Linked DNA regions of Homo sapiens: all the other regions are linked to region 3. The links are chromatin loops, found by intact Hi-C in ENCODE. Cell type or tissue: PC-9. All regions are shown on one strand.

Region 1 (2,500 bases), 160 kb before region 3:
AAAATGCAGTGCTGGTTTAGGAAGGCATGAAGTGGCTGGTTTCAGAATTCCTTGACAGCAGACATTGAGAGCTTGGTTTTTACATAATGTTGCAAATTATGAATATAGATTGAAGCCAGAAGGTACTCATGTGCCCTTATAACTCTTAAAATACAGTGATTTATGCAAATTTACTTTTTCAACTTTTTTTTTTTTTTTTAACAGAGTCTCGCTCTGTCAGCCAGGCTGGAGTGCAGTGGCGCAATCTCGGCTCACTGCAACCTCCACCTCCCGAGTTCAAGAGAGTCTCCTGCCTCAGCTTCCCAAGTAGCAGGGATTACAGGCACCTGCCAACATACCTGGCTAATTTTTGTATTTTTTAGTGGAGACGGGGTTTCGCCATGTTGGCCAGGCTGGTCTCAAACTCCTGACCTCAGGTGATCTGCCTGCCCCGGCCTCCTAAAGCGCTGGGATTGCAGGCATGAGCCACCATGCCTGGCCAATTTTTTAAACTTTATATTAGGCTTTTAAAATAGATTATTAAAGCCATTAATAATTCCTCTCCTCCTTTGGTGGGAAGTTACAGTCTGAGGACTCAATTTTTCTCTAATAAGAGGATAGAAAAATTGAATGTCATTTAGTTTTGATTACCATTCATCTTTCTGCTCCTTTCCAAATAACACTATTGTTTGTTCCATCATATATTCTATTTATTCTATCTGTAACATATCTTCCATGTTACTAATGTACTTGTATGTGTATTTAACACAACTTATGAATTCTGCTTCTGTCTCACAAGCTACTTATTAATTTATGTATAGTTAACACATCTTCTGAATTTTGCCTTATCTTGTAAGCTATTAGCTTACGTACTATCTATATTGGTTTTATCCATCCAATTTGTTTTCCTATTTCCTATATCTGAATATAATAAAATCATACAGCAAACTCATATTTCAGGAGCCATTGAACTTAGAACTCTTTGTTTTTGGAAGGGGAGCCCTAGAAAGTCAGTATTCTGAATAGAAATGACTCTGAGGCTCTACAGATAAAGATAAAGCTCTCTTTGCCAGGTGTAGAGTGTCTTCAAACATAACTTATTAGGTGATAATTCCATTTCTATTAACTTGTCTGGCTGGAGGCAAAGAAATACAGAGGAAATTGGAAAGAGAGAAAAGAATAAAGACCTGGAAAAAGGGAAGATCCTTGAGTTATCTTTGCCTTAGTTCCTCTGAAGTTATAATCTAAAAATTGGTATAAGCTCTACATACACTCTAGGTGGCACTCTGAGGTTATAAAATGGTTCATATGGTGAGTTGAGGCCACTGTGTTTTGTTTCATTTTATTTTATTTTATTTTGAGACAGGGTCTCACTCTGTCACCCAGGCTGGAGTACATGGTGCAATCTCTGGTCAATGGAGCCTCGACCTCCTGAGTTCAAGTAATCCTCCCACCTCAGCCTCCTTAGTAGCTGGGACTATAGGTGTGTGCCACCACACCTGGCTAATTTTATTTTTTGTAGGGATGGGGTCTCACTATGTTGCTCAGTCTCAAACTCCTGCCTTGGCCTCCCAACGTGTTGGGATAACAGGCATGAGCCACCACTCCTGACCCCACTGTATTTCAAAGGCCAAAAGGAGTCCAAAAGAATTAAAACTGGTTTTCTTTTCCCTTTACAAGGAATCAAGAAAAGGTAGACAGTCAATATGGTTTCATAAGGAAAATTTTAGAGGGGCATGGAATCCCTATCCAGGAACTTCACAGAGATTCAAAGAAAAGAAAGTTTGTAAACTAACACTTGAAAGAGCAAGAGAAAACTTGCAATCAGAGCAATGCCAGCTGGAGGTCAGGAAGGGAAGCGGTAAAGAAAGAAGAGAAAATGAGAACTTTTTATTTTACTCCAAATCACAATGTATTTGAAAATATATATTAAAGAAAGATTATTTTGGCACTTGATAAAGTGCTAGTAAAGACTAAGACTACTGCAATTAGCGAGAGAGACTGAACTCAATGGGGACAAATGGGGATTTAAAGCCAACAGGCAGAGTGAAGGTGTCGTAGATGATGGAAAATTACTAAGCACAGATATCAAAAGGAGGAAGAGTCTTGCTAAACTGGCCTAACAGGATTCTTGCTAATGGTAGGCTAAGGACTTAGAAATTAAGGGTAGAGGATTAATAATCTGTGCAGATACCAGACTTGGGGAGATTCTCAGTAAACTGATAGAAGGAGTCTTGCTGAAGGTAGTCAAAAGCCAAGGCCTACTTGAGAAGGCTAAAAGAAAAGACTGTGTTTCTATACTCTCACAATACTTCTGACACCATATGTGTGGGTTTTCCACTCCAAGCAATTCTCCAATTCTGCAGACACAAACTGGGTGTTGACACTGCAACTCAATTCTGACACTAACTACCTGTAATTAGTGCAGACCCTATAGGTGAAGGGCTCAGTTCCACAAGACTGCCCCCCACTTCACATGTCAATCATAAGTCCCAGGTTGTCACTCATATTTCTGACCAAC
Region 2 (2,500 bases), 51 kb before region 3:
TGAAAGACATTCTATTTTTAAAAATGAAATGAGGCCGGGAGCAGTGGCTCATGCCTGTAATCCCAGCACTTTGGGAGGCTGAGGCGGGCGGATCACGAGGTCAGGAGTTCGAGAACAGCCTGGCCAACATGGTGAAACCCCGCCTCTACTAAAAAATACAAAAAAAAAAAAAAAAAATTAGCCAGGCATAGTGGCAGGCACCTGTAATCCCAGCTACTCAGGAGGCTGAGGCAAGAGAATCATTTGAACCCGGGAGGCGGAGGTTGCAGTGAGCCGAGATCGCGCCATTGCACTCCAGCTGGGCAACAGGGCGAGACTCTGTCTCAGAAAAAGAAAGAAAGAAAGAAATGAAAATAACACTATTTTTTAAATGACATATCAATGTCAAAAAAAATAAAGACTATGCAAATATTTTTCATTAAAGAAGACTAAAAAAGACAGGACAACTAAATGCAACGCCTGACCCTAGACTAGATCCTATATGAGAGGAAAACATCAGGTCAATTGGTCAACTTGAAATGCAGACTGTAGATTAAATACAGCTATTGTATCAATGTTAAATTTACAAAAGTTCCTAATAGTACTGTGGGTATATAGAAAAGTACTTAAGTAAAGGAAATGGACGTGATGTATGCAACGTACAGGAGAGAGAAGAAGCAACTCATAAGGCAAATGGGGTAAAATATTAATAATATCTAAATCTGAGTAAAGGATAGAAGGGTATTTTTGTATTATTTTTATTTTTTCAACTTTTTAGTGAGTTATAAATTGTTTGAGAAAGAGAGAGGGAGAGATTTCAACGGAGGTGCCTCAGAAGTCAATAGTTGTGAATTTGGGTTGGGCTGGGCCAGCTCTTTAAAATATGAGAAGCTTCCCCCACCTCCCCTCACCATTCGAGAAACCAATAATTTTTCATTGCTCCATGGTTTCCTACAGATTGGTCGCCAAGCAACAGATGCCAGCCCTGCCTTACCTAATTCATCTTTTTTTCAGATAACGCTACTACCCCACCCCAACCCCCACCAGTTTGGCTTAGCAGGGGACCCTCAGAGTTTTGTCGGAGGTAAACTACTCTAGACGTGCGGATCTGGGTGCCTACGTGATGCCTCTCACCCGGGTCCAGATTTCCAGTTTGTCCTTGTGATTGATTCATGACATCTTGAGCTCACAAGAACGTTCCCTGCCATCACCACTAAGTGTTCAGTGGACGTTTTGGGCTTTTGGAAACGGAAGTGATTTGAGGGTCTTTGTTCCAAGAAAGGCGGTGCTGGGCCCGGGGACTGGAACTCGGTAGGCGAGGATCCCCTTTGACGCCCCCCTACAGTTTCCCTTCAAACACGTAGGTCTCAGCTGGTACCCTGGCTGCGCTACTGGCTTTGGCCTCCTGGGGCCTTATGGTTGAAAACAGCAGGAAATGAAGCTGGAAAAAGCGAGAGACAACAGATTGTCTGCTTTCAGGCTCCTTCCTTTGTAATTTCACTGTGTTGCTTTCTTTGGACGCTGCTTGTGCAGGACCCAGCCTAGCTGTTTCACAAATTGCGGAGTTTGCATTCATGATTTCATTGCAATTTACCGAATCTTTGAGAAATACTGATTATAAATCATGAAAGAAATGCAAAGCAACCTGTCTGTGGTTGGGGGTGTAGCTCAGTGGTAGAGCGCGTGCTTAGCATGTACGAGGTCCCGGGTTCAATCCCCGGCACCTCCACCAGTTTTGGGAGTGCGCACTTTCTCCTCTCAATGGACCGCCTTTCCACTTTCCTTTCTCCCTCCCGTTAAATAAACCTAGTCTCATTCATTCAATTTTCTGCTTGTCTGTACAGCCTTTGCAGTGTTAAGTATCTGTATCGATAGCATTGCCACACCAGGAAGGTCTTGAACCCTTTGTAAAAGCATTTTCGCAAATTAATCAGCCTGGTTTCTTTGGATTTCATGCTATGGTATTACTGAAAAACAGAAAAAATATAAAAATAATAAAAGACCCTTTGTTTTATTCACTGTTTTTTTTTTCTTTTCTTTTTTGAATTCTGAAGAGTTCTTAGAGCAAAGAACAGCATGGAGGTGGAATAGCAGAAACATATCTTATTGATGTCTTTCTTCTGAGCTTCCAACCACCCTATACCTTACCTTTTCTTGAATCACCAGATATGGAAGCAGTGGGCCCCGTTAGTATTGTGCGGTGATAGGTACATGAAGGACAATAAAATGCTGTCTGTCATAGCATGGGGTGCCTCCCAAGTCTAACCCGAATGAGACAGAATGGATTGGCTGGTTAAATGAAACCAGAACTACTGTCCTTTTGCTGAAATAGCTTAGTGGGAGTGTGAGAGACCAGGCATCCAAATATCTCTTGTTCAAGAAAATTTCAGTAAAAATAAATGACATGTTTTTGGGAAAAGGGCTTGTGGGGTGCCTGCATAAACTGGCCATAAAAATATGAGACAATATGTTGTGGAAAGCCACAAGAGTCCTCTGAGGAGGAAAGCCTCCTAATTGCCAT
Region 3 (2,500 bases):
CACTGAGGGCCACTGGGGGCAGACATTAGGAGCAGAGTGGGGACGGAAATTTCAGTTAAGAAACATTCTCCAAGACCCTCCATTTCTGAATGCTTTTCTCATTTGTAAAAAGATTTTCAGGACAAAGGAAAGATCCTTCCAGAAAAGATAGAAAATGTTTTGCCAACGACTGTTTTTACTTAGGGAAACTACTGAACTGCCCCCCGATTCCTTACCGCATCTCTGCATTGTCCCAAGTTGGAAGTTGAGACTAAAGCACCAAGATACAAGAGACGCGGCATCCCAAAAGGAGATTTTTGTGTATTCTGCGAAATACACAAAAGGGCTAGCCAAAGAAAGTCCTCACACACGTGCATGGTATAAAAGCACCAGCTTTAAAAAGAGAAGTGTTTTTGTTTTTTTGTTTGAGAAGCATAATTGAAGTGAGCAGTTTTAGAATCAGTGCAGCAAATTTAGAGATTTCAAAAGAGATCAATATAGAAGGGATCAAATCCACACAATCATGGGAACGCTATGAACTCACTGGCAAAATGCAGTCACTGAAGGAAAAACGTCAGTGTCAAAATGCTACTATTTCACCTCTTTGTGTACGATTTCTGAGAGAACTGCCACGTTTGGAGATGCTAAATTTACCCAATGCCTTCGTAGCCTCCGGCCTGGGAAGAGTACATTTTCTTTCCTGCGAGCTTGAGGAGAAATCCATATTTTTCCCACTAAGCCCCAAAAGGTGAAACCTGAGACCGGACCTCAGCCTACCGTTGGATCCCCCACCACAAACCCAGCAGCAAAACTCAGTGAAAAGATGAATTCGTTCACAAAACATCCATTTAGGATTTTTATTGATAATTGTCCTTTTATTGGTAAATGTTCCTTCCAGCACCGCCCTAATGGAACAGGGTCCAAAGTCACTCATCATATGTAAATGCGGCTGAGAATGGAGAGGAATAAATTTTTTTTTCTTTTTCTTTTTTTTTTTCGAGGCGAAGTCTCTCTCTTGTCCCCTAGGCTGGAGTGCAATGGCGCGATCTCGGCTCACTGCAACCTCCGCCTCGCAGATTCAAGCGATTCTTCTGCCTCAGCCTCCCAAGTAGCTGGGATTACAGGCGCCTGCCACCACGCCTGGCTAATTTATGTATTTTTAGTAGAGACGGGGTTTCACCGTGTTGGCCAGGCAGGAATGAAATTTTAAAAATGAAAGAGCTACAGGCGTAACCAAAGCAAGATATAAATACGGGAGTGGGGGCAATATGATTAATTTTCCGATTCTACAGAAATAGGCTGTGACTGTATCTGTAAAAGAAAGACGGTTCCGGAGCATAAATACAAAAACACTGGAGATGCTGGGGATCGAACCCGGGACCTCATGCATGCTAAGCATGCGCTCTACCACTGAGCTACATCCCCACCTCGAAAAACGTTCGTCTTTAAACTGCTTTTATGAAAGAATATAGAAATTTACCTCAGTTTTTTTTTTTTTTAAACATTTATTTATTCTTTCATGAACGAACGTTAAAATTTTCATTTCCCCTTTTTGTAGCCCTCTATCACCAAGAAATTTTGATTAACCAGCATCTTGCAGACATTTGGTAAGGATTAAGAACAGACTAGAGGAGGAAATTTCAGTTAAGAAACATCCTCCCAGACCTTCCTTTTCTGAATGCTTTTCTCATTTGTAAAAAAGATTTTCAGGACACAGGAAAGATCCTTCCAGAAAAGATAGCAAATGTTTTACCAACTACTGTCTTTACTTAGGGAAACTACTGAACTGCCTCCAATTCCTTACCCCATCTCTGCGTCCTATTCCCAAACTCCAGAAACCGCTACACGCCTTTTCTTAGAAAACAAGGAGGTAGTGAAGGAATTTCTGTTATAAAAATAAACTCGTTCCACTCCGTTAGCAACTGGGACGGTTAAAGGCTAAAGATGTTGGATTGCCTCCCGCGGCCCCCTGATCCGCATTTTATCCAGAGAATACAAATAAAATCCAGAGAGTAGGAATCCTCAGATCCTACTCTGATTCTTTGAAATGAAGAGCCCAGAATGAAGTTGGAGACGTGTTACTTCTAAGATCGAGGCTAAATCTCTGCTTCTGTGGCGCATTATTTTCTGTAGAGGGAATGGTTCTCTCTACAGAAAATGTAGAGATGGTTCAGACTCCTGTCTCACCAAGGGAACAGAGAAGGCTTTATACCTGCGTAGAGAGTGCAGAAGTCCTCGGTTACAGTCACCTGTGACCGAATCTGGAAGGATGGATAGGAATGCCAAGTAGAAATGAGGGAAGGGCTGTGCTTGGGAGTGTTCAGAACGGTTGGAGTTGGGAGAAGGAGCAAGGTGGGGAGGAGGCTCTAAAAGGTAGCTTGGCAAGATGACACCAGCAATTCTCACCCTACCTTGCACTTACAGCATCCAGAACTAAATGCTTTTCCAGAGCCGCCAGAACTAAATGCTTGTCCAGAGCCTTCAGAACTAAATGCTTGTCCAGAGCCTCCAGAACTAAATG

What was found. Peaks named below come from ENCODE experiments on the same cell type or tissue, not always from the same donor. Only the 100,000 strongest peaks of a DNase experiment are listed, where the experiment ranks them.
Region 1: it touches region 3 in a loop (1.9-fold over the local background); 3 of 110 quality-filtered maps call a loop at or near these places.
Region 2: a loop joins it to region 3, with 7 times the contacts of the local background. A loop is called at or near these places in 10 of 110 quality-filtered maps.

What each region holds. Positions count from the first base shown.
Region 1 is chr6:28,495,035-28,497,534 of GRCh38, forward strand. No RefSeq gene overlaps it. Among named protein-coding and RNA genes, the nearest start is that of TRT-CGT1-1, 7.2 kb to the left of the region's middle. In PC-9, a CTCF peak has its summit at 1,302 (motif pointing right); no DNase peak of the experiment used is centred here.
Region 2 is chr6:28,605,520-28,608,019 of GRCh38, forward strand. It overlaps TRA-AGC3-1 (tRNA-Ala (anticodon AGC) 3-1), which reads left to right and starts at 1,637; the gene lies at 1,637-1,708. It also overlaps a transcript of SCAND3 not described here. In PC-9, CTCF peaks have their summits at 1,486 and 1,685; DNase peaks (open chromatin) are centred at 1,522 and 1,582; H3K4me3 peaks cover 1,489 bases; H3K27ac peaks cover 321 bases.
Region 3 is chr6:28,656,905-28,659,404 of GRCh38, forward strand. TRA-AGC4-1 (tRNA-Ala (anticodon AGC) 4-1) reads right to left here and starts at 1,404; the gene lies at 1,333-1,404. In PC-9, no CTCF peak of the experiment used is centred here; a DNase peak (open chromatin) is centred at 1,397; H3K4me3 peaks cover 2,339 bases.